2 separate regions of the Homo sapiens genome follow, and region 1 is linked to region 2. Evidence: chromatin loops called from intact Hi-C (ENCODE). Cell type or tissue: HepG2. All regions are shown on one strand. Links, peaks and the distances in the headings refer to the core of each region. The heading gives the core; the rest is flanking DNA.

The links. A loop is a pair of places that touch in the nucleus more often than their neighbours do. Peaks named below come from ENCODE experiments on the same cell type or tissue, not always from the same donor. Only the 100,000 strongest peaks of a DNase experiment are listed, where the experiment ranks them.
Region 1: a loop joins it to region 2, with 8 times the contacts of the local background. A loop is called at or near these places in 2 of 110 quality-filtered maps.

The regions. Positions count from the first base shown.
Region 1 is chr16:52,185,724-52,197,655 of GRCh38, reverse strand. No RefSeq gene overlaps it. Among named protein-coding and RNA genes, the nearest start is that of CASC22, 67 kb to the left of the region's middle. In HepG2, for the core only: a CTCF peak has its summit at 5,923 (motif pointing left); DNase peaks (open chromatin) are centred at 4,015 and 5,925.
Region 2 is chr16:52,573,908-52,585,839 of GRCh38, reverse strand. All of the region lies in intron 2 of CASC16 (cancer susceptibility 16), which reads left to right. LOC105371265 (a long non-coding RNA gene) reads right to left here and starts at 4,687. Exons shown (of 4, transcript XR_933581.3): 1 at 4,499-4,687. RefSeq lists an enhancer at 7,393-8,592. In HepG2, for the core only: a CTCF peak has its summit at 4,161 (motif pointing left); DNase peaks (open chromatin) are centred at 4,169, 7,169 and 7,469; H3K4me3 peaks cover 786 bases.

The sequences.
Region 1 (11,932 bases), core at 1,880-9,879, 390 kb after region 2:
AAAAAGCTTATCCACCATGATCAAGTGGGCTTCATCCCTGGGATGCAAGGCTGGTTCAACATACGAAAATCAATAAACGTAATCCAGCATATAAACAGAACCAAAGACAAAAACTACATGATTATCTCAATAGATGCAGAAAAGGCCTTTGACAAAATTCAACAACCTTCATGCTAAAAACTCTTAATAAATTAGGTATTGATGGGACATATCTCAAAATAATAAGAGCTATTTATGACAAACCCACAGCCAATATCATATTGAATGGACAAAAACTGGAAGCATTCCTTTTGAAAACTGGCACAAGACAGGGATGCCCTCTCTCACCACTCCTATTCAACATAGTGTTGGAAGTTCTGGCCAGGGCAATCAGGCAGGAAAAGGAAATAAAGGGCATTCAATTAGGAAAAGAGGAAGTCAAATTGTCCCTGTTTGCAGATGACATGATTGTATATCTAGAAAACCCCATCGTCTCAGCCCAAAATCTCCTTAAGCTGATAAGCAACTTCAGCAAAGTCTCAGGATACAAAATCAATGTGCAAAAATCATAAGCATTCTTATACACCAATAACAGACAAACAGAGAGCCAAATCATGAATGAACTCCCATTCACAATTGTTTCAAAGAGAATAAAATACGTAGGAATCCAACTTACAAGGGATATGAAGGACCTCTTCAAGGAGAACTACAAACCACTGCTCAATGAAATAAAAGAGGATACAAACAAACGGAAGAACATTCCATGCTCATGGGTAGGAAGAATCAATATTGTGAAGATGGCCATACTGCCCATAGTAATTTATAGATTCAATGCCATCCCCATCAAGCTACCAATGACTTTCTTCACAGAATTGGAAAAAATTACTTTAAAGTTCATATGGAACCAAAAAAAAGCCTGCATTGCCAAGACAATCCTAAGCCAAAAGAACAAAGCTGGAGGCATCATGCTACCTGACTGCAAACTATACTACAAGGATACAGTAACCAAAACAGCATGGTACTTGTACCAAAACAGAGATATAGACCAATGGAACAGAACAGAGCCCTCAGAAATAATGCCGCATATCTACAACTATCTGATCTTTGACAAACCTGACAAAAACAAGAAATGGGGAAAGGATTCCCTATTTAATAAATGGTGTCGGGAAAACTGGCTAGCCATATGTAGAAAGCTGAAACTTGATCTCTTCCTTACACCTTATACAAAAATTAATTCGAGATGGATTAAAGACTTACATGTTAGACCTAAAACCATAAAAACCCTGGAAGAAAACCTAGGCAATATCATTCAGGACATAAGCATGGGCAAGGACTCATGTCTAAAACACCAAAAGCAATGGCAGCAAAAGCCAAAACTGACAAATGGGATCTCATTAAACTAAAGAGCTTCTGCACAGCAAAAGAAACTACCATCAGAGTGAACGGGCAACCTACAGAATGGGAGAAAATTTTTGCAACCTACTCACCTGACAAAGGGCTAGTATCCAGAATCTACAATGAACTCAAACAAATTTACAAGAAAAAAATACAAAGAACCCCATCAAAAAGTGGGTAAAGGATATGAACAGACACTTCTCAAAAGAAGACATTTATGCAGCCAAAAGACACATGAAAAAATGCTCATCATCACTGGCCATCAGAGAAATGCAAATCAAAACCACAATGAGATACCATCTCACACCATTTAGAATGGCGATCGTTAAAAAGTCAGGAAACAACAGGTGCTGGAGAGGATGTGGAGAAATAGGAACACTTCTCCACTGTTGTTGGGACTGTAAACTAGTTCAACCATTGTGGAAGTCAGTGTGGCAATTCCTCAGGGATCTAGAACTAGAAATACCATTTGACCCAGCCATCCCATTACTGGGTATATACCCAAAGGATTATAAATCATGCTGCTATAAAGACACGTGCACACGTATGTTTATTGCAGCACTATTCACAATAGCAAAGACTTGGAACCAACCCAAATGTTCAACAATGATAGACTGGATTAAGAAAATGTGGCACATATACACCATGCAATACTATGCAGCCATAAAAAATGATGAGTTCATGTCCTTTGTAGGGACATGGATGAAGCTGGAAACCATCATTCTCAGCAAACTATCACAAGGACAAAAAACAAACACCGCATGTTCTCACTCATAGGTGGGAATTGAACAATGAAAACACATGGACACAGGAAGGGGAACATCACACACCGGGGACTGTTGTGGGGTGGGGGAATGGGGGAGGGATAGTATTGGGAGATATACCTAATGCTAAATGATGAGTTGATGGGTGCAGCACACCAACATGGCACATGTGTGCATATGTAACAAACCTGCACGTTGTGCACATGTACCCTAAAACTTAAAGTATTATAATAATAATAATAATAAATAAAAATAAAAAAATAGATGAGTAAGTAATTCCCTACCCTCAAGAATTTCATCCATTAGAGTGGAGATAGATGAATATGGAACTAAGTTCTGTGATGTGCCAAACTCTTGGTATATCATTAGTGCTCAATGACTATTTATTGAATGCATGCCTTGTTGAAGGGGAGCAGTGGGCAGTGGGATTGCCAAGGAGGAAGTCATTAATTTTTCCTGAGGGTGGTCAGGAGAAGCTTCCCAGAGGCGGTGGCTTTCCAGTAAAAGTGGCTTGCCCTTCATTAATTCTCTAGCTATTTATAAGCCCTGGACAGTCTTCTGGATACATGGTGATGGTCAAGGCCGACAGAGCCCTTGATCTCATGGAGCTTCTATTCTAGACAGAGAAGACAGACAACAAGCCAGGAAACAGCAACAGTAGCAGGCAATGTCAGGTAATAACAGTCGTGTGAAGTGAAAGGCAGACACTGCGTTAGGGTGAAGTTTCTTCCACCTGACTTCCGAGAGCAGCAAAGTTTGTCAGGCTGAGATAAGAAAAGCATCTGGGGGAGGAATAAGAGCCTGAGTGAAGTCACAGGTGGCTGGTGTGCTCCAAAAAAAACTGTGGAAGGCATGGCAGAGCAGAGAGCATCTGGAGCCCAAAGGGAAACCTGATTTGATCACTGGCCCAAGGTACCTCTGATGGGGTTTTGAATGAGGCAGGTATGAGGAAGCACTTTACATAGTTATTCTGTATGTTCCCTCCTCCAGCATCAATCTGCAGGTCTAAAAGCCCAGCCAATCATCGGCAAGTTTTGGACCTTCTGAAAAGCGAGGTAGATGTGAGTTCAGTGACAAGGTTGCCAGGCAAAATGTTGGATATCCACTTAAGCTGGACTTTCAGATAAACTTGCAATAATTTCTTTTAGTGTAAGTATGTCTCAAAAATTGCATTTGAATTTGAAAGTCCAGTTTAACTGAGTGTTTCACATTTTCACTTCCCTAAATCTGGTAAACTCTATTAAGGAGCTGGGAATACCAGACCCAGATGCCTGTGTCATTTTGCAAGGACTCTGAGATTAACTGAGAGAACATTGGAGAAAAACAGTAGTCCTGTTTTGGTTTTATTCCTCCCAGGACTAATAAAATTATTTGTTAAATAGTTTCTTTCTTCTGGGGATCCAGGAAGATGATTGTTAATGAATATTTAACTAGAATAAAGAGGGGACAGGCAGGATGGCTTATGCCTGTAATTCCAGCATTTTGGAAGGCTGAGGCAGGTGGATCAGTTGAGGTTAGGAGTTCAAGACCCCCGTGGCCAACATGGTGAAACCCCCTCTCTCCTAAAAATACAAAAATTAGCCAGGTGTGGTGGTTGGTGCCTGTAATCTCAGCTACTTGGGAGGCTGAAGCAGGAGAATCACTTAAACCTGGGAGCCAGAGGTTGCAGTGAGCCAAGATGGTGCCACTGCTCTCCAGCCTGGGCAACAGAGAGGGACTCCATCTTAAAAATAATAATAAAATAAAATAAATAAACAAATGAAATAAAATAGAATAAAGAGAAACAACCATACTTTCGATGACTGCTGTAGGAGAAGGCCTCTCATAAGGGTTTCACATTGGGAAGGGTGGGGTGCAAAGTCCATATATCGGCTCTTTTGGAATTCAGTGTGGTTGAAGGAGGTTGGCACAGTGCCTGTGTGTTCAGTTGCCCCAGGACAGTCCTAACTTACAGTCCTAACTGTTGTCCCACAGTGATCATGAACAGTGCCACCTTTCACTCTCAAAAATATTCTTCTGGTTTTCAGTGATAAAGGATGTGACCATTTCATGATGTGGCCAATAAACTCTGAGAACTGGGCTGGACTTTTTATAAACTGGGGGTGCCACATGACCTCACTGAGCCTCCCTTTCTTTATTTGTGAGTGATGGGGCATTGGGAAAAACTCTGAGCTCCCTTCCCAGCTTTGAGACTCTAATTTTGTGGATGTCTCTGGGCACAGCTAATGGTAAGAGGGCATTTGTTTACTTTCAGTTTGAAAATGATGTGATTTCAATTTTCATATACGCTGTGTCTGTTCATGCTAGCAGGGTTATATTAGTTTCCAAAAATCTTTCAAGAGAGAAAACTTAAAATTTTTGCTTTGTCCTTGGGATATGGAGACCAAATGCTAGGTAGTACCTGAAACAACTAGAGTTTCAGTGAATAAAGAATCGCAAGTGACCAAACATAACATTGGCTAATGTGAGCCCAGTTATGTAAGCAACATTTTAGATTTAACAAAATTGTGTAAGTGATACCAGAATATAATTAAATTTCTACCTTTTTACTCCTCTCTTATCTATGATGCTCCCCTAAACCAGGTTTATGTAAATCCTTCCAGATTTTGAAATACAAATCTGTATTTGCATTCATTTACATACATAGACATATAGTTTTTTAAATGAAAAATATGTACTTAACATTTTTAGTACATTGCTATTAATAATTTTCAGCCATCCTTCTCTTTCACTGAAGACAGATACATCGCAATCTTTTTCTTTTTTTAGCTGTGTGGTATATCAGAGTGTGGGTATATCAAAATATATTGAAATAATCTACTGATAGAGATTTAGTTTGTTTCCAATTGTCTGCTATACATGCACATACATATGTATATTCATGTAGCATACATTCTAGAAACAGAAAATTTCATCTTAATAGTTATTGCTAAATTGTTATTTTAAAAGGCTCTTTTGATTTGCATGCCAAATTGGGGGTGTGTTCCTGGAACTTGAAGAGAAATTTTGCATGAAAGCAAGGAGTCAAGGTGTTGGTTTGTCCTGAAATTTAGCTCTAAGTAATCTTTTTTTTTTCTTTTCTTTTTGGCAGTGATTCCTTGATCTGTGCAGTTGGATCAAACCTAGACCAAATTCAATCTTACTTATGTATAAACTTGGTCGCCATGACCTTGTGATTATCTGGGGAGTGATTTCTTGGTGTAGGCTGCAGTCCAACTATGAATGACCCTGATGGGAGAACACTTTTATCCTTCCATCTATAGAAGCTGAATTAGGCTTACTGGGATTAACTGGGACTGAAGGACTTGTTCATCTACTTTAATTATCCTGCCAATGAGAGCTTTTTTCCAGGCTGGATTTTGGATCACAAGAAGAATGGAGGCTGAAGAGACTGATAGCAGAGCTCAGTTAAAGATCTTATAGAAAAGGCGCTCAGAAGGGAAACTCTCGCCTAATGTAGTAGATAAGATTTTATTTTCTTTTTTTCTTTTCTAAAGGAGAGGCCATATTTAAAAACAAAACAAAACAGGTGCATTTTGTAAACTTTGAGTGTTTTGGCTCGTTGATGAAATTATTTCTCTAAGAAACCACATGAAAAGGCAGGAAGAAAAAAGGTATGGTTTTCTTTGCTCTAAAGCAAATCAGGCTTTTCTGTACTGAAACTTGCACCCATAAAGCCAAAGTTAACAAAAGGATGAAAGCTGGGAAAATTGAGGGACTAGGAGAGCTGAAGACAAAGACTGGACAAAATGGCCATCTTGCCATCATTGTGTTCTCTGCTGCCCTCTAGTGGTGCTGCGGGGGAATTGGGTGTAAAAATGTCTGAAGGTCATCCTTATGGAGCTGAATTGTAGAAGAGCGAAAGGCGGCATAAGGTATATCCCTTAAAGTGGCCCATCTTGTCAAATAGCCTGTCTAATGATGAGGGAACAAATATTGTCTCATAGAAACCATAAAACAGTGGAGCGTATGCTGCAATGAAGCTATCTAATAGTAGAAAAGAAAAATTATGGGAAACAGGACACCCTTTCCACCTAATTCAGTGCAACATACATATATTCAGCAAAGACCCTGTGCCAGATTCTGTGCCCAGCACTGGAAATGCAGGGAAGAATTCAACATGTCTCCTGGGTTTGGGCTGATCCAAATGTAGAGGGTGGGCACAAAAGAACAAGTGAGATTGCAAATAGCCGTATAAGAGGCATTTGACAAGACGTTTGCTCTTGATAGTAATTCCTCAGTCAAAATGAGATTACTCATGGAGCATTTTCATTTGTTCTAAAATAGGAAAACATTGCCTTGATCTGGGTAGAGGTGACAGCTCAGGGAATGGATAAAGTTTTCTTTCTTCTCTCTCTTTTGTAAAACACTGAATTTGGGCTGCTGAGATGGCACAACTATGACAGCTCAAAGTTTTAGTCTTGGTTTGAAGATGAAAGCCAAATCATGTACACGAGTTCTTTATTCCTCTGCAAAATAAATTCCTCTGTGAACTACAGGGAAATAAAAGGCTCTACTGAGGGGGATTGTCACACTGAATTGCAGCAGAGTCAAAGATGGCCACCTGCCCCCCATCTGTGCAGAGCTGTGCCTGATGCTCCTGAAGGAATCTTTTGTAGGCTCCTCCCCATCATCAACCTTAGGAACCCTCTTTATTTAGGGACATGGGCTTTGCTAAGGAATTCTCTCTTTCAGTTCTTTTGCTATCAGTTCTGGATTGCATTTAGTAAGAATTGATCTTCCACTCTTTGCATTAACCAAGAAGCAAGAGAGAGCATGAGGAAGAGTTAGATTAAAGGTGAGGGTTCTTTTTCAGTATCCAGAGAAACACTAATGTAAGTGTGTGTGTGTGTGTGTGTGTGTGTGTGTTTGTATTTAGGGAAGCTACTTGTACCTTAATCTGGAATTTATTAGAAGACCAAGGACTAAATCTCTTTAGCATCCATTCCCCTGCCTTCTTGCATTCACATTGGACTTTTTAGGGGCAATCAGTCCTTCTTACCCTCTGTCCTTATGGCTTTAGAGTTCATGCCACCTCTGACAGGTAAACCATAACTGGCCACTCAGAGTGTGACAACCTCTGGCAGCGTGATAAGTTCAGGGAAGGGCACAAAACCTGGACTGGACCAATCAGGGAGGTTGAGAGACTCCATTTGGGGGTGTTTATGGAAGATCTTGGGGCAAAGCACTGTGTTTATTCTGGGGTTTCTTAGTCATTTCTTGTATTGCTATAAAGAAATACCTGAGACTGGGTAATTTATAAAGAAAAAAGGTTGAACTGGCTCACAGTTCCACAGGCTGTACAAGAAGTATGGTGCTGGCATCTGCTTGGCTTGTGGTGAGGCCTCAGGAAAGTTACAATCACGGTGGAAGAGAAGGGGAAGCAGGCGTCTCACATGGTGGGGGCAGGAGTGAGAGAAACACTGATGGGGGAGGTGCTACATGCTTTTTAAATAACCAGATCTTGTGAGAACTCATTCACCATCATAAGAACAATACCAAAAGGATGGTGCTAAGCCATTCATCAGAGACACCTCCATGATCTTATCACCTCCCTCCAGGCTCTACCTCCAACACTGGGGATTACAATTCGACATGAGATTTGGTGGGGACACAGATTCAAACCATATCATGGTGTAAATAAAAAAGATGGGACATAAGCATGGAGCTGTTGATATCTTTCCGTCACGAAGAGATAAGTTATCTAAGAGTGAGACCACACTAGAAGAAAAAAACAAACTTGATGTGATGGTCCTAATGACACTGTTTGAGTTCCTGGATACAGTCATATTTGCAGCCTCATATATCTAGCCATGAACTTTTCAGTTAAGTGAGCCAATCTTTTGTCTCCTTTGTGTGCACTGAATCACTTGAAGGATTTGTTAAAATACCTATTGCTGTGCCCCACCTCCATGTTGGTCGAGGGAGCTGCCTGTGAACTTGCATTTCAAATGATTTTCCAGGAGATGCTGGTGCTACTGGTCTGGGAACCACACTTTGAGAACCAGTGGCTTATAATCCTTTTTTTTGGTTTCTGCTACTTGTAACCAAAATGTCCTGACTGATACCAGAAGATCTTTCTAAATGAGAAAGAATCTCATTCTTTGAAGAATTAATAGAATAAGATCAAAAAGAGTGTATGGGACCTAGTCAATAAGCACTTGAAAAAATGACATGGCCACAATTCATGGGGACCAATCTGACACTTTCTTTAGGGGGTTTTCCATTCTGTTTCTACTCACACCTGATCCCTTTTTGTGGCTAAAGGCAAAGCCAATGGAATATACGACAAATGAGCAAAAACAGCAGGACTAATACGTGTTTTATCAAAGACTTAAAATGCATGCATTGAGAAGATGCACATTTTTTCACTCTGATCCAGTCTGTCAATAAAATGCTTTTCATGAGAAACATCAAAGCCATTTCATCTGCAAATTTCATATTTTTGAATCCCTTAATCTACACTGTTGACAAAAATTTCTGTCAAGTGCCTCAAACCATTGTATTAACAAATTTCGTTTTGTCAATCATGATTTGGCCTGCTTGCAAATGCATTTTGTACTATTCCGCTCCATCTTGCAGGAAGAATACCTAACAGGCAATGCCTCAATCTTAATATTGAAAGCAAGTGAAGAGGGAAAGTAAAAGTGGTGTCAGAGCCTGTTCATTTAGCACATTGATCAGATGTCCCTGTGCATTTTAACTAAATCCAGCTTATCTGAAGTCTTCCCTGGGTAGTGCAAGCCACAGTGAAAGTAAGGGTATTATAACTGATGAAATCACACAGTGTTGTTCATACCTTTCTGTTTGGCCTTATTTGTTCATCACAGCCTTTCTGTCTTTACCTTCAAGACTTCTTATTGCGGTTAGTTCTGGTAGCTTGTATCACCGTTCACAAATGTCCCTAATTGCAAATTCAGGAGGATGGCATCTAGATTCCAGTGTCTTCTGATTCCACCATAACTTCATTCTAATTATCATGTCACTAAAGCAAAGAATGGTCACTAATGTTTTCCAGAGATGCTGTAAGAGCATCTTACTGTTTCTGCTCAAGAGGAAGCTATGGTGGGTGATCTCAAGCTTGAGATGTTTGTTTTCTGCTTTGCTTCTTCCTAATTCTTGGTGAAGGATGATAAGAAGAAGAGAAAATACTGAATCTCCTGACAGCCTCTGACATGCTAAATTGCTGTTTTTTTAAGTACTTCAAAACAAGAAAGTCATAGGCTAAGGCCATTAGTTCAAGTTATGTGGATCCCCTGTGGACAATTTGCAGATGCCAATGTATCCTGTAGGGAATTAGACATCTCCTTGAACTGCAGAGAAGAAATGCTCATTGGCTTAAATATTGAGCAATTTGAATTCAAGTCCTGACTCCACGTCATAATAGCTATTTGACCTTGAGAAGTCACTGGACATTGCCTTGCCAGGACATCTCCTCACCTGCACAATGGCGCTAAGAGAACCATTTACCCTGCAGACTTTCTAAGCTCCTGGAGATGTCAAAGGGGAGGACTTTATAAGCCAAAGTTTAGGGTGATTGTCAAGTGTTAGATATATAAAAGCCTGCATTGGATATTGTTTCAGAAATGCTACTTTTAATTTCACTATCTTAGAGGAGGCACTACGTTCATCTCTGTGGTATAAGCCAATGGAAGAGTGGTGATGAAGTTTGAGAACTTGCTGCAAATCTCTTCAATATTTCCCTTGCATATGGCCTGAAAACCTGCTCTCAGGTGATCTTTGGAGTGTGGCATGTGAAGGAGAAAGACCACATATAAAATGTGTTGATAAAGGTTTCTGTGGGGAAGTGCATGTATACACCACATTGGTTTCCTCAATGATCATCATTAGAAACAGAGATAGATAGGTCTGATGCAGGAATAGTTAAGACCTGACACTTAGAATCCTGCCCTTGAAGAGCAGGTAGCAGAGGGCAGCCGGCAGGTGGAACCGATTGCCTGTATGTCTAAGGGAGATAAAAGGCCACACCAAGGCCTAACATTTTAGTTTCCAAAATTTTGCTGTCATTCATTCCCTTACCAAGGAAGAATCATCTCATATCTGAGACACTTTGGACCCCAAACTATGCACAGGGACAGTGGTCACTACAAAAGCTCTATGGTGGCCAAGTTTGGGTGGCTATGGTTTTTTCAATGGAACCCCGTGTCCAGAATTACGGCAAGGATAGGGAGGTCTGTGTGTTTTTGTACATTCCTTCTCGACCCTTTTGAGACCTTTTCAAACTTCTCTTCTCCACACAAAACTACCTTAGCTCTGGTCCTCACTCTTCCCAAACGCTTTTCATTTCTAGGGCCATCTAAATCCATGCTTCCAGCATGGCAAGTGATGTGCAGCTAATAATGACTTCCTGGAGCTCTCAGCTCCAGATTTGCTGTCTGAAGCTAAGGAAATCAGTACACTGTTAGGAAGAAACAAATCAATTACAATAAGTGACAAACAAACAAACTCCTTTTTCTCAGAAGCCAAAGCTTGTGGAGTGAATTACAGAGACAAGAGCCTTCTGGGCTAGTGGTTTCTGGAGAATCGGCTTCAGGATGGATGTCCACAGACATTAGGAGGAAGCAGGCCTGGGGAAGACCAAGGGTAGAGAGAAAAGTAAAGTGGTAGCCTCTCGCCACAGGTTCTGCACATTCTATTGCACGTAACTGACTATTTCCCAGGAAACATTTGCATCAATCTTTGGTTTCTAGAAGCAGAGACAAGCCCACAAAAATAAACTACTATGTTGGATAGTATGGCAATCAGGACTTTTTAATTGTAAATAATGGATAATATCTCCCAAACTAGCTTATGGGGAAAAAAAATAAATGAAACCCTCTTGGCTTACATACCTTAATCATCTAAGGGTAAATTTTACATTTGGTGCAGCTGGATATAAGAGCGCATGCTGCCACTGATGTGATTTTTTTAGTCTGCATTTCTCGACTTAGTTTTATCTTTGGAGGACTCACTCGCAGACAGGTTTCTTCTCATAGAAGCAAAATGCCTGCTTCTGGTTCCCAAAGTCACATCTTACTAGTTTCAATTCTGGCAGAAAAGTGTTGGAGACTCTATGCCAAGCATTCTCAGAAAAATTCCTAAAATTCACTCTGATTTGGGTGGCTAGGGCCACATGCTCACTCCTGATGCAAAGACCATGTGAGGAGGACTCAGTCCTCTCACTGGCATAAGCATGGGTTGTATATTCCACCCAGAAGGGCTTAGGAGGACTGAGATGGAGCAGGTGGGAGAGTCACTGAAAATCAGAGCTGATGGCATAAAAGCCTTCTTTCAGTCATGGCTTGGTGTTAGAACACAAAAATTTCTATTTTAAGCTGAGAGTAATCAATCACATGATATTCAATGCTTAGAAGACGGTTGGAAAGGCTGAGATCAGGCTCCAGGAATGACTTTGAAAAGAGTAAACAGACTTAGCTCACATAGGGAATGGCCTCTCTTTCTACCCAGGAAACTGGAGAATTGACACACTGTCCTACAAAGTGCTGGCTTCTGTTCATACTCTCTTCGTGTGATCCAGGAATCAAGAAGCCACCATCAGAAACATTGGTTCCAGAGCCATGACACATGTGCTGAATCCATACCAGCAAAATGGCACCCTCCATCCTGCCTCATGATACCCACAATGCTAAGTCCCTTCTGTGGAACTCTACTAGCCCGACATAGAAAAATCAAATATTGTTGTGTCAACTCTAGCCAGCAGAAGCAGTGGAAGCATGGCTTCTCTCTCACTGCCATCTTCTAGGTCTTGTGCATCCCATTGGCCAAACCTAAAT
Region 2 (11,932 bases), core at 3,499-11,498:
CTAATCACTTTCCTAGAAAGTCTCATTGGCTGTAACTGGATCATTTGCCTATAATTAAACAAATCTCTCTGCCCAAGGTATACAGTATATTAATTGGTCTAGGCTTGGTCACATGTTCCACCCTTGCCACAGAGATGGAGCTCCACCAGAAGTGGAAAGTGTGAGGCTTTAAGTGTGAGAGTGAGGGAACCTCAGTGAAAATGGGTGGCTTTTTCCAGGAGTAATGGATGCTACTTGTGATAGTCATAGTGGTGGAATGACAGCAGATGTCTGCAACCCCACAACAGAACACATTGCATTTGTTACAGCTCTATTTGCTGCTTCCATATGATAAAGAAGTAGGTTAGAAGTTCTATGAAGCCAGATTTGAATCCAGATCTTCAGATGCCAAGCCCTGCATTTTGGCCTGAATTATTTTTCTCAGCACAAAGCATAATTCTTACATGATATGAGAAATGGATAGCCCTGCCTGGAAGGGCTTTTACTTTGTAATAGAAATATCACCCTGATTGATGGCAGCATTGGCTCTTCGTGATCATCTTCTAGGTGTTGCAGGATCAATAAACTTTCAAATACTAGCCCATTCACTAGAGCATTATCTCCCCAAACTTCTTTGTCCCTGCTTATATTTGTCAACTTTACAATCCTTTTATTACCAGCAAAAGCTTTGGGAAGCTACAAATAAAAGCAGGGATTATAAAAGGATTCTTATTAAAGCATGCTTTCTTTGAGGAACAGAGTACAATGTCCTCCGTTCTCCCTTTGTGAAAAGATGTGTTTTCTTGTTTAATTAGAATAGACCTCCATTCCATTAGAAGAGGACAAGTAGGGCAGCAGGGTTGAGAGTGCAGGCCCCAGGGGAAAAAAAAAGGCTTATTTATTTCAGCTCCCATCAACTTTAAGAGTGTACTGCAACTTTGTGAAATATTCTATCATATTTGGGAATGGATGAATACATGTAAACACCACCACTTCCCTGCTACAGAGTAATTGGTTGTAGTCTCCATTTTCTTGTTTTTTTTGTTGTTGTTACTTTGCAATTAAAGCCTGTGTTGGAGAAATGCAAAGCCAAGTGCATCAATTAGGGTCCTAGCAAGAAACAGATGGCACACTCAATTTGGATAATTCGAGGGGAGCTTAGTAAAGGGGCTTTTTGCAAAGATGTGAGCAGGATTAAAGGAAACCACAAGGGACCGTGCTGTCCCAGAGTAAGCAACCATGGGGAACTGTATCACTTAGAGCAGGTGTTGGCAAACCATGGCCCATGGATCAAACCTGGCCCTGTACCTGTTTCTGAAAATAAAGTTTTATTGAAACACAGCTGTGCCCATTTGTTTACATATTGTCTATGACTGCCCTCACATTTCAAAAGCAGAATTGAATACTTGCATCAGAAACTGTGTGTCCTACAAAGCCTAAAATATTTATTCTCTAGTCCTTTACAAAGGAAGTTTTCATCAAGGCCGGGACAAGGGTAAGGCAAGTGAGGTGTCCAGGGTGCAAAATTTAAGAAAGAATGGACTCTCAGGCCCTGCATTTGCATAACTCCGAGGGTAACCTTGGCTTCCAAGGCACTTTGCTTGCCACCCCTTAGTCTGGGCCTTGTTTGACAATCCCTGACCTAGAGAGTAGCTATAAAGAGAGTGCTGCTTGACAAGGGTGGTGGCTTTGCCAAGAGAGAGGCTGCCAACACTTGACAATTCTGCAGATAGATAGATAGAGAACAAAACCCACAGCCTTCATCGCCTCCTGCTTTCCAAGCCACCTGGAGGCACAGGGTGAGGGAGGCAGTTGATTGGGTCCATAAAGGTCCACCTCTTGGGGAACAGAATAGAGATATCTTAGGGTTCTCTAGAGGGATGGAATTAATAGGATAGATGTATATATAAAAGGGAGTTTATTAACGAGCGTTGACTCACGGTCACAGGATGAGGTCCCACAATAGGCCGTCTGCAAGCTGAGGATCAGGGAAGCCAGAATTGAAGAACTTGGAGTCTGATGTTTGAGGGCAGGAAGCATCCAGCACAGGAGAAAGATGTAGGCCAGAAGACTAAACGAGTCTAGTCTTTTCACGTTCTTTGCCTGCTTTTATTGTGGTTACGCTGGCAGCTGATTAAATTGTGCCCACCCAGATTGAGGGTGAGTCTGCCTTCCCCAGTCCACTGACTCAAATGTTAATCTCCTTTGGCAACACCTTCATAGACACTCCCAGGAACAATAATTTGCATCCTTCAATCCAATCAAGTTGACACTCAATATTAACCATCATGAAGTGGAGAAGAGTGGAGAGAATATCCATGGAGTAAACTGAAATAACCTGCTCTAAGCTCCAAGGCAATCCAGCCACTATGGAATCACAGTCTGGAGCTGGTAAGGATGACGGTGATCATTTGGCCCAAAGAAACTGCATTAAAAATAGAATACAAGGAAGAAGGCTGGTGGCTCATCTACTCAGACACTTACTTTACCATTCAGAAGTAGGAAATCCATCCCAGGTCTGAGTTATATAAAAACAGAGTGAACTCTGAATTTCTCCATAACGCACACCACAGTTATTATTAAATGATGATTCTCTCATTATTTAAAGTCTGTTTTCTCTACTGTTGGCTCTACAGTTCGTTGGTCTATGCCCAGGACCCAGGCCAGTGCTTGGCACATAGTAATTGTCCAGGAAATATTTGTAGAGGGCCAGATGTGTTGGCTCATGCCTGTAACCCAGCACTTTGGGAGGCCAAGGTGGGAGGACTGCTTGAACCCAGGAGTTTGAGACCAACCTGGGCAACATAGGCAGATCCCATCTCTTTAAAAAATTTTTTAAAATAAATATTGTTGAATGAGGTAATTGGATAAAAAAAGATATGTGAAAGACCTCGCACTTAAAGGTAGCACAGTATGTCTGTGGAAGGGGAAATGGGAAAATGGCAAACAGGAAAAGTAATTATGTGAAAGTCCTTATATCAGAAGCAATTGGGACAAATAGGTAGGGCTTGAATTCAGAAATGATTAAAAACGATCCATACTTTAAATATTTCATTTTATTTTAACACAAAACCTATACATTGTTTTGGGTTATCGTTTTGACAATCATTTGATATATGACTTAGGCTTTTAAAAAACATGGTTACATTCCATTGCTAAGACGTCTAGATTGCCTTTCTTGTATAAATCACACTCGCAATGCATTGTCCATGAATTTCAGTTTGTTTCTTTAACACAGAATGTGAAGCCTTGGGAAACTAAAAGAACATTCTGAGGGCAGGTTCCACATAGACCATAACTTTTGTCAATTTTTTGTTACAGGTCTGCCAACACTCTTTTTAGTAACTTGCTTTTATCAAATCTTTCCAAAGCGTTCTATCCAGTCTTCACAGAAATATGTTTTTTTCTGACTCACATTACATTAAGGTACATAATGACAATAAGAAATACAGTGAGCATAAACAAGCCTGGGAATGAACCTAATAGACTCTTAGTAAACATAGCACTCAAAGATGGGAGAGCAGGACCTTGGACATGCTGGACAGTAGCCTACTTGCCAAGAGCCTCTAACCTGCATTAGAAGCATGTTTTATAGGAAAAAGGGAGAACTTTGGTTTGTTTAGTGAACTGGTTAAAAGGAGGTTATTTAGTTGAGATTCTTCCATATGCAAATTAGGAGACAATATTTTTAAGATCATATTACAAAGGTCAATCCTGCTACTACTAACTTTTGCCTTTCTATCTTGCAAAAACAATCACATGAAAGATGAACACAGGCCAGGCATGGTGGCTCACACCTATAATCCCAGCACTTTGGGAGGCCAACGTAGGAAGATCGCTTGATCCCAGGAGTTAGAGACGAGATTGAGCAACATAGGGAGACCCTGTCTCTAAAAAAAAAAAAAAAAAAATTAAATTTGCTGGGTGGGGTAGCACGCACCTGTGGTTCTAACTACTTGGGAGGCTGAGGTAGGAGGATCGCTTGAGCCCAGGATGTTGAGGCTGCAATGAGCAGTGATTGTGCCACTGCACTCCAGCCTGGGCGATGCAGTAAGACCCTTTCTCAAACAAAAAACAAAAAACACTCAAACTGGACAATGAAGCTCCTTACAGTTGACTTCATTGAGGGTTATCACTGTGAACTTTCTCTGGTGGTTTCTCTAGCAAAGACCCAATGTCGTCATCTGCTGGCAACTGCATGTACTTGTTTTTCCTTGGCCTGATTTTTGCCCAATAACTTGGATTCCTCCTGAGTGGTGGGGGAAGAGGAGTGTGAGTACAAAGCTAGATATACCAATCTGAGTATACCCAAGGGCAGGTAATGGTGCTCCAGTCCTTTTTTGGAGGAAGTGTTCTGCATTGAAGAAAGATCAGTCATTACAAGCCTTGTGCTCCAAACCTAGCCCTTCCACTTATAAACTTTGTGATCTTGGGCAGGACACTTAAACTGCTATGTCAGTGTTAAATTATCTGTAAATAGTAATTTATAAATACATAATAAATAATAGCCATTCCTTACCTTTCTCATAGGAATGCTGTGAGTCTCAAGTGAAAAAGTTGCAGTGTAGAAATGTTAACTGTTTCCCTTCACACGTCTTCCTAGCATCTGGAAGAGTGGGGATGGGCTCAGTGATGCTACAGTAGCAAGCAACCATCACACTTCAGGGGCTCAAAATAACACAAAGGTTTATTGCTTTTATCACTCTCATTATGTGTCTATCATAGGTTGGTGGGGGTCTCTGGTGAGCATATTCACTCACTATGGATACAGGTTTATGATGCAACCACCATCTTGAATATTGGCAATTTTCATGGCAGAGGAAAGAGAGATAGCTCTGTAAGGTGTCCACAAGCAATTAAATATTTGATCTGAAAATGAAACATGAAACCGCTGCTGCCAATTCATTGGCCAAACCTATTTACATGGCTCCCACCTACTTCTAAGCAGGGCAGGAAGTATAATCCTTCACATACCTCAGAGACTAAAAACTGGAGATTCTTGGTGAACAGCACTAATGACTACCACACCACCCTTTTATTTCATCTTGATTTCCTTCCCTTTTCCTTTTTTTTTTTTAAGAGAAAATAGAGTACAGTGAAAGTGTAAACTTTGAATCCAAGCCAAATACCATTTCTGTTACCCAGCAGTGTGGGTGACCTTGGGCATATCACTTAAACCTGTCGTCAGTCACCTTATCTTAAAAAGGTGCTTGTTGTGAAGATTAAATGAAGGAATACATGGAAAACCTCCAAGAACAGGGTAGAAACTTAACGAGTGTCTGTTTCCTTCCTTAATTCATCAGTTTCTCCCCTCTCCTTTCTCTCTATTTCACAAATTCTCTTTGGAAGAAAAAGGGGAAGATTTTCGGGTCTGCTGTGGATCCAGAAAGAGAAATCATTTCTGCTTTTACTATGTCCTCTACTTCCAGCCCTGTCTTCAGATAACATGAAAATGGAAGCCAGAATCAACCTTGATCACCCAAGATCATCTCAAGGTCATCTCAAGGTGTTGCAAATTGCAAGGAAATGCTTAACCAAGTAGTTGCTGGGAGATTTGCCTGAGTCACCATTCTCTCAAAAGGCAGTGTACTATCCAATAGTTCCAGTGCTTCTTAAACTTCAGTGTGTGAGAATCACTAGAGGATCTTATAAAATGTGGAGTCTTATTCTGCAGGTCTAGGGTGAGGCCCAAGATTCCAATGAGCTTCCAGGTGGCGCCAATGCTCCTGGTCCCTGGACCACACTTTGAGTAGCAAGGTTCTAGGGGAATGAAATGAAGATTTAGGGGCTGTAGACCTAAATTAGAATCCTGGATCTGCTACTCATGAGTAGCAAGGCTTGGACACCATACTTTTCTACTCCATCATTCTGTTTCCTCATCTGTACATCAGGCACCCTCACAGTGTTATCAGGAGGCCTCAGTGAAATCATACATGTAAAAAGCTTTATTAACTGGAAAGCACAGTGGAGTGTTAGCTTTTAGTGGAATCTCTTCAGCTGTCAAGCACTGGGCTCTCTCTAAACCAGAAGTGATTCTGTCCTCTCCCCTTTTTTGCATTGCCTTACATACCAGATGCTGGAAGATGCCTCTTTCCCATATGCTGTGGTAAGCACTTCTCACTTCCAGAGAGATTTACCTTCTGTAACTGACAAGTGTCAGGGAAAAGTGGGAGAGGAGCGCTAAATCTAGATCAGGTACGCATACGTGTGGGCAGGGAGCATGACAGACAGCTGGGGGGTGCGTGGCCCCAAAGCTAAGCAAAGTGAGTATAAATGGTGCCCACAAAGGCATCTTAACCAAATAGAACCTGTTAAACCAGGCCATGAGCAGCGAGACCCTACTTTTTCTTATGGGATGCGGTGATAAAGAAATTACATAGTTATTTGAGAGGAACATAAATAAAGATTAATAGGTTAATGAGTTATTTTCCTTTCATTACTACACTATTGTACTTTATTATAATTGCTTTGCACTCATTTAATTAAATTTGAACTGGGGCCAACACAAGATAATTTGTTTTCCCTGTACTGAACAATGAGTATGCAGATTGGATGTACTGAAGCAGTAATCAGCCCTCTGTTTGCAACACTTTTCTACTCTGAGTAGACATTATAATTGATAATTTGATTGTTGCAGCACTCTGTGCAATATATTTTAAAGCAACATTAACATAATGGAAATTATGTTGTGAGCTTAATCTCAGCTTTTCACTGAGAGGCTATCTGGTTCCTCAGCGTAAACCAGTCAGGTTCTGACAACAGCAGGTTTCTCTCTCATTCTTTCTTTTTGTCTCTCTCTCTGCCTCTCTCCTTCCTTCCTTTCTTCTTCCCTCTCCTTTCTGCTCCTTCCTCCCTCGCTCCCTCCCTGCCATCTTTTGTCCCCATTCTGCCCTCCCTTTCTTCCTTTCTCTCCCATCTTTTTTCCGCTTCCCTTCTGCCCCGCTGCCTTCCCTCTGTCTTTCCTCCCTCCTTTCATAATTGCATTATTTTCTTTTCTTGCCTGCTTCTCTAGCTCTATTGAAGAAAGAAAAAAGATGAAATAAGGGTTGTTGATAGCAGCCATTCCCAGCTGCATTTCCTAATTTTGAGACCTGTTCACATCCGGGACATTTGAGAAAAGCAAACAACAGCCTTTCCCGCAAACACCTAAGTAGGAAATTATTCCTGGTGGTCAGTGTGGTAGTCAGCACCACTCTTTGTGTTGTTGGTCAACATAGGGATTAATTCGCAAGGCAGTCATGAGCTCTTCAAGGGCATTTCTGCACGTATGGGCAGATGAGGAAAAAGTCACTGGTGTTTCCTTTGTCCAAAGTCCATTCTTCCTTGGAGCTGCAAACACTTTCTTGAAAAGATGAGGCCTTTATCCTTACGAACACATTCTGCAGACTGATTCTCTTTGGCTCAAAGATTTCCTGTCCCGTAATGGAAAGTAGGTGTGACGTTCTGTTTGATAATCCCAGGCCAGAGATCTTGGATGCAGGTGAGGAAATTTGTGCCCCTGTGACTTCTATTGAATTTTCATAACTCTGTAAATATTTGTTTCTGTGTTTGTTTTGGGAAGAAAAACACCTGTGAGTGGTTGGAAATGACTGTGTTTGTTTGGAAAAGCTGAAAGAGAGGGGTCTGAGCATTTTTTATTCTTCATTAAACTGTCCAGGCCCTGAATTTGTTGCAAAAAAATCGAATTTATTTGAAGAAAAGCCTATTCTTTAATCTCTTTGTTCTAAGGCGTGGGCACCCACACTCTAGTCGGCTGCTTTACTTTCAAACTCTCTGTCAGTGTGGAGGAAAAAATCCCACAACGAGAAGCATTTTTTTTGGAGGGGGCAATGTTTTGGAGAAGGCAGATTTTTCTCTGACACATATTAAATTTCTCCAGTGAACACTTGGGTGACATAGCTGCATCTGAGTGGCTTTTCTTTTCTCTATGTTGTTATTTTTCATAGAAAATTGGGCTAGAGCTTATTCATGAATCAATTACTGAGTTGAGAAGTAGCACTCTTAAGTTTTACTTTTTAGCTCACTATTTCCTTATCTGTTTGTGGGAGAGCGTGTTTTAGTCTCTCTTGTTATTATGAGACAGACTTCTCTCAGCTGGGTCTATTGTTCTAATTATTATTATTTTTTAAAAAATGTTTTTAACAGAAACAGGACCCAGAGAGTTAAGTTGGGTTTTGCTTTGTTTTGTGTTTACATTTTAACCTCTGTTAAAGATACAGGAAAGAAAACTTCAACTTGCCTGGATGGAGGGTGCTTCCTCTTGTGCCCAGATGTTGAGTTTAAATTGAGAAGCTCACAGCTGTGATGCTGTCGCAGCCTAGAGACACAACTGCAGTTTCTTGCATCAGCCCACCCGTGGCTCCCTGACCCCAGGGACATTGCTAAGCAAGCCTGTTGCCAAATAAGAACTCGAGGGTAGATTTGGAGCACAGGTATCAGACATACAGCAGCTTTCCACTGCGGGAAGCCGGGGAAAAGGACCTCTCTCCCAGTGGGCCCAAACACAAATTCCTGGCACTTGCCACGTATCTGGACATCACAGCACTTTGAAAGATTCGTCTTGGCACTTCAGTTTATATCTGTCATAATTTGGTTTCCCCAAAGCATACCTTAAGGCAAGGTTTCTTAAGGTCAGCAGCAGAAAGATGGGTCACGACAGTGCACATGAGCAGCAATGCTGAGACCAGATGGGTGGCACGGGCAGCACTGACTACAACTTTGCTGAGAAAAATCTCATGTGCACCTATTCTATCTGGACTGTAAGCTCCATGAGGCAAGTGCTGAACTTAAGTATCAGTCTGTGTTCCACAGTGCCCACCTGGATGATAACATCACCCAAGCAGCATCCATCCTGGTCCAAGCATTGTGCTGAGCACATTATAAGGGTGACCCCTGTCAATCTTCCCAACAGCCCAATGAGGTATCTCCATCTTACAGATGAGGCAAGAAGCACAGAGTTTAGTACCTTGCTGAAGTGGTAGAGTCAGGATATTTAAACTTAGGCAGCCTGGAGCCTACCCTTTTGCCACTGTGGGGACCATGTCTCATGGCTGTCTGGTTAGGAATCTGAGTCTGGAAGCTTTAGAGACCATCACCACCATAACTAGAGCTGTCCTTTGTTGAATACTTCTCATGTGCCTTGTCTTGGGATAAGTGCTTTACATTTGTTATTTTGCTTTAATTTGCTCATTGAGGCTGCTACCCCCATTTTAGAGCTAGAGACACTGAAGTTCAGAGAGATTAAACCACGCAGCTCACAAGTGGCTCTGTCCAAACTCTATCTACTCCCTGTCACCAGACACCAAAGCCATGACTTCAAGAAGTGACATTTTCCACTTGAGTCTCTGCAGCAGTAGCAGGCAAATGATGATGGAAATCAAGAAAGTTGTGTCCCCTGACTCATCTCAGAGGTAGCAGGTGGGCCACGGGTCATTCAAGAAATGGAGGTCATTGAGGACAACTTCCCCCCAGATTCCTATCACAAACCTGGCACAATCAGGTGAGGTCGTTGCTGTTTTTTTTCCCCAAATAACCTTGATAATATTCAAAGTATTTTACAGTCTGCTTCCCCTTCACCTGGTGCAGTGGCAAGGATACCGGAAAAGAGACAAACCTACCAGGCTTGCAGAAGTCACTATTCCAACTCACCCTTGAAAATTCTTTTCTCCCTATCTGTGCTCTATCTCTGCTCCATGCATGGGGGCAACAGTGAGGGTGCACAGTTGTTATTGGTGGTGGTGGGCTGTAGCAGGCAGGAGAAAGGGGTAGGCACCTGTGTTCCTCTGAAAGGCATGCTGGGCACTCCCTAGGTAATAACAACTGGGGACCTTCCTCTCTCTTCCTCTCTTTCCTTCACTAGCTCTTTCTCCTCTTTTGTCACTCCTTTTTCCATGTCCTTTCTAGCAAAGGAAGCCCATTGTGGTGGAATAAGGTCTGCCTAGGAAGCTAGGTGACCTTGCTAACCACAACAACCACGGTCACCTTGTGTTTAGCAAAGAACGATGAACACTGCATTCGGACTAGATGGCCCCAGCTCTGTGTTTCAATTGCTAACCAGTCAGGCAGCCTTTCTCTACTCCCTAGATTGCAGGCCCCAATCTACAACAAAGGGCAGATGCACTTGATTATGGTTTTCAGCTCTTTTAAGAAAAACAATAAAACTTGCCCTGTGCAGTGTTTACAATTGTTCTTGAGCCTGTATTTTGTAAATGGTAGATTTTATATTAAAAACAATCAGTATCACTGGCATTCCTTTAGAAGTCAGATTTGGACATCCTGGACTCATAGTCCTGCATGGTGCCTGTTCTTTGGCTCTGAATTCTGGCTTCCCCTTCTACCAGAGGCATGCATTCCCCATCCAGTGCCCACACAGTTTGTCCTACAGTCACCTTGCTTTCAGGTTTGCAAGAGGCTAAGGAAAGATATAACCCTAAAGGGATCTTGAAAGTTCCTGAAGTGCACATAGATAGAGAATTTACATGTCTGCATTTTTAATTTGTGAGAAAGGTGGAAAACATAGCAAACCAAAAGGCCAGCAATAACCTGGGATTGACCTTAGGTGATGGTAGAAATGATGTGCCCTGTATGTGCAATTTCAAGGTGCTGACTCACGTGGGATCCCACAGGATCCTCCAACCCGGAGAGGTTCTGCTTTCCACATTGCAAGATGAGGAACCTGCAGTGTGGAGAGGTGAAATGACTTGCCCAAAGTCACAAAGCTGCTGATCATCCAAGCCCAGGTTCAAATGCAGATTTGCTCACTCTTGGCCTGGTGTTCCTTCTCTCCACCTTGATTTTAATACTACTTGATTTTCAAAATAAGTTTCCCCATTGTCTTATCTATCTGGCTCTTCTAACACCTTGGACAGGTGTGCAGGGCAACTATTCCTAAACACATTTCGACAGATGAGGACACTGAGGCAGTAAGGTCATTGATACAAAAGCAGAGTGAGTTGTTTTCTCTGTGGCAAAATTTGAGGGATAATAGGAAGGATATTTTTACCTCTCTGTTTCCCTCTCTCTCTAATTCTAGATGGGGTAGGACTCTAACACACTCATCCCCCTTTTTTTTAAGAAAAGGAGAGATCAAAGAGTACCAAACACCAATCTTGCTCACTTTGGAAATTTGAAAATATCAGTCCTGAATTCTTTTCTCTTTTTCTCCTCTCCCTTCCTTCTTCCTTTCTCTTTCCTATGAAAACAAAACAAAACCAATCTAATAGTATTTTATATTTTCAAAATGCTACATGGACTTCTCGGTTATTCTTATCAAAATACTTAAAAGGAGGAGTGGAATGATGAGTTCTATTTCCCAACTTAGGATACTGAAGTCAACACCAGAACTAACATGTCCAGTTTCACTCAATGGCTTAGAAATGGCTGGAGAGTGAACCCTAGATCATTTGAGACTTCAGCCTGAGCCAAGCTAAGCTTCTAAGAACTGTTGCTTTGGTTTTGGGAGCACTTACTGTGTGCCAGGTGTCTGCTGGGGACTTTATATACAAAATCTGATAATCCATGCGATATTTCTAGGATGATGTATTATCTCTATCTTACAAGCTGAAGTGGGCCAAAGCTGCCTAGACTGCTTCCCAGGTCATCCTACAGGCCTGGGCCTGACTCCAAAGTCCATATTCACTCTATCATGCTGATTCTGCAGTAGAAACAAAATTGTCTATAATTCTCCACCCCGACCCCCAATAATCCCATAAATCAGGCCATTTCCTTAATCCATTTGTTGCCAGTGACCCCTCTGGGGTGCTTGGTGGTTTCCTGCAGATCCTCTGGGATTGTCTGGAGGTTAGATAATGTGTGGGCCATGTTGCCATCAAGGAATCTTCAACAATATAAAAGGAAAGACAAAATCTTGCATGGTAGTCAATCGCGTACTGGAATCAGCTCCTGTTTTTCTGTGAGCTTAAAGGGCTGTCACTTTTATGTCACTTTGAAAGAG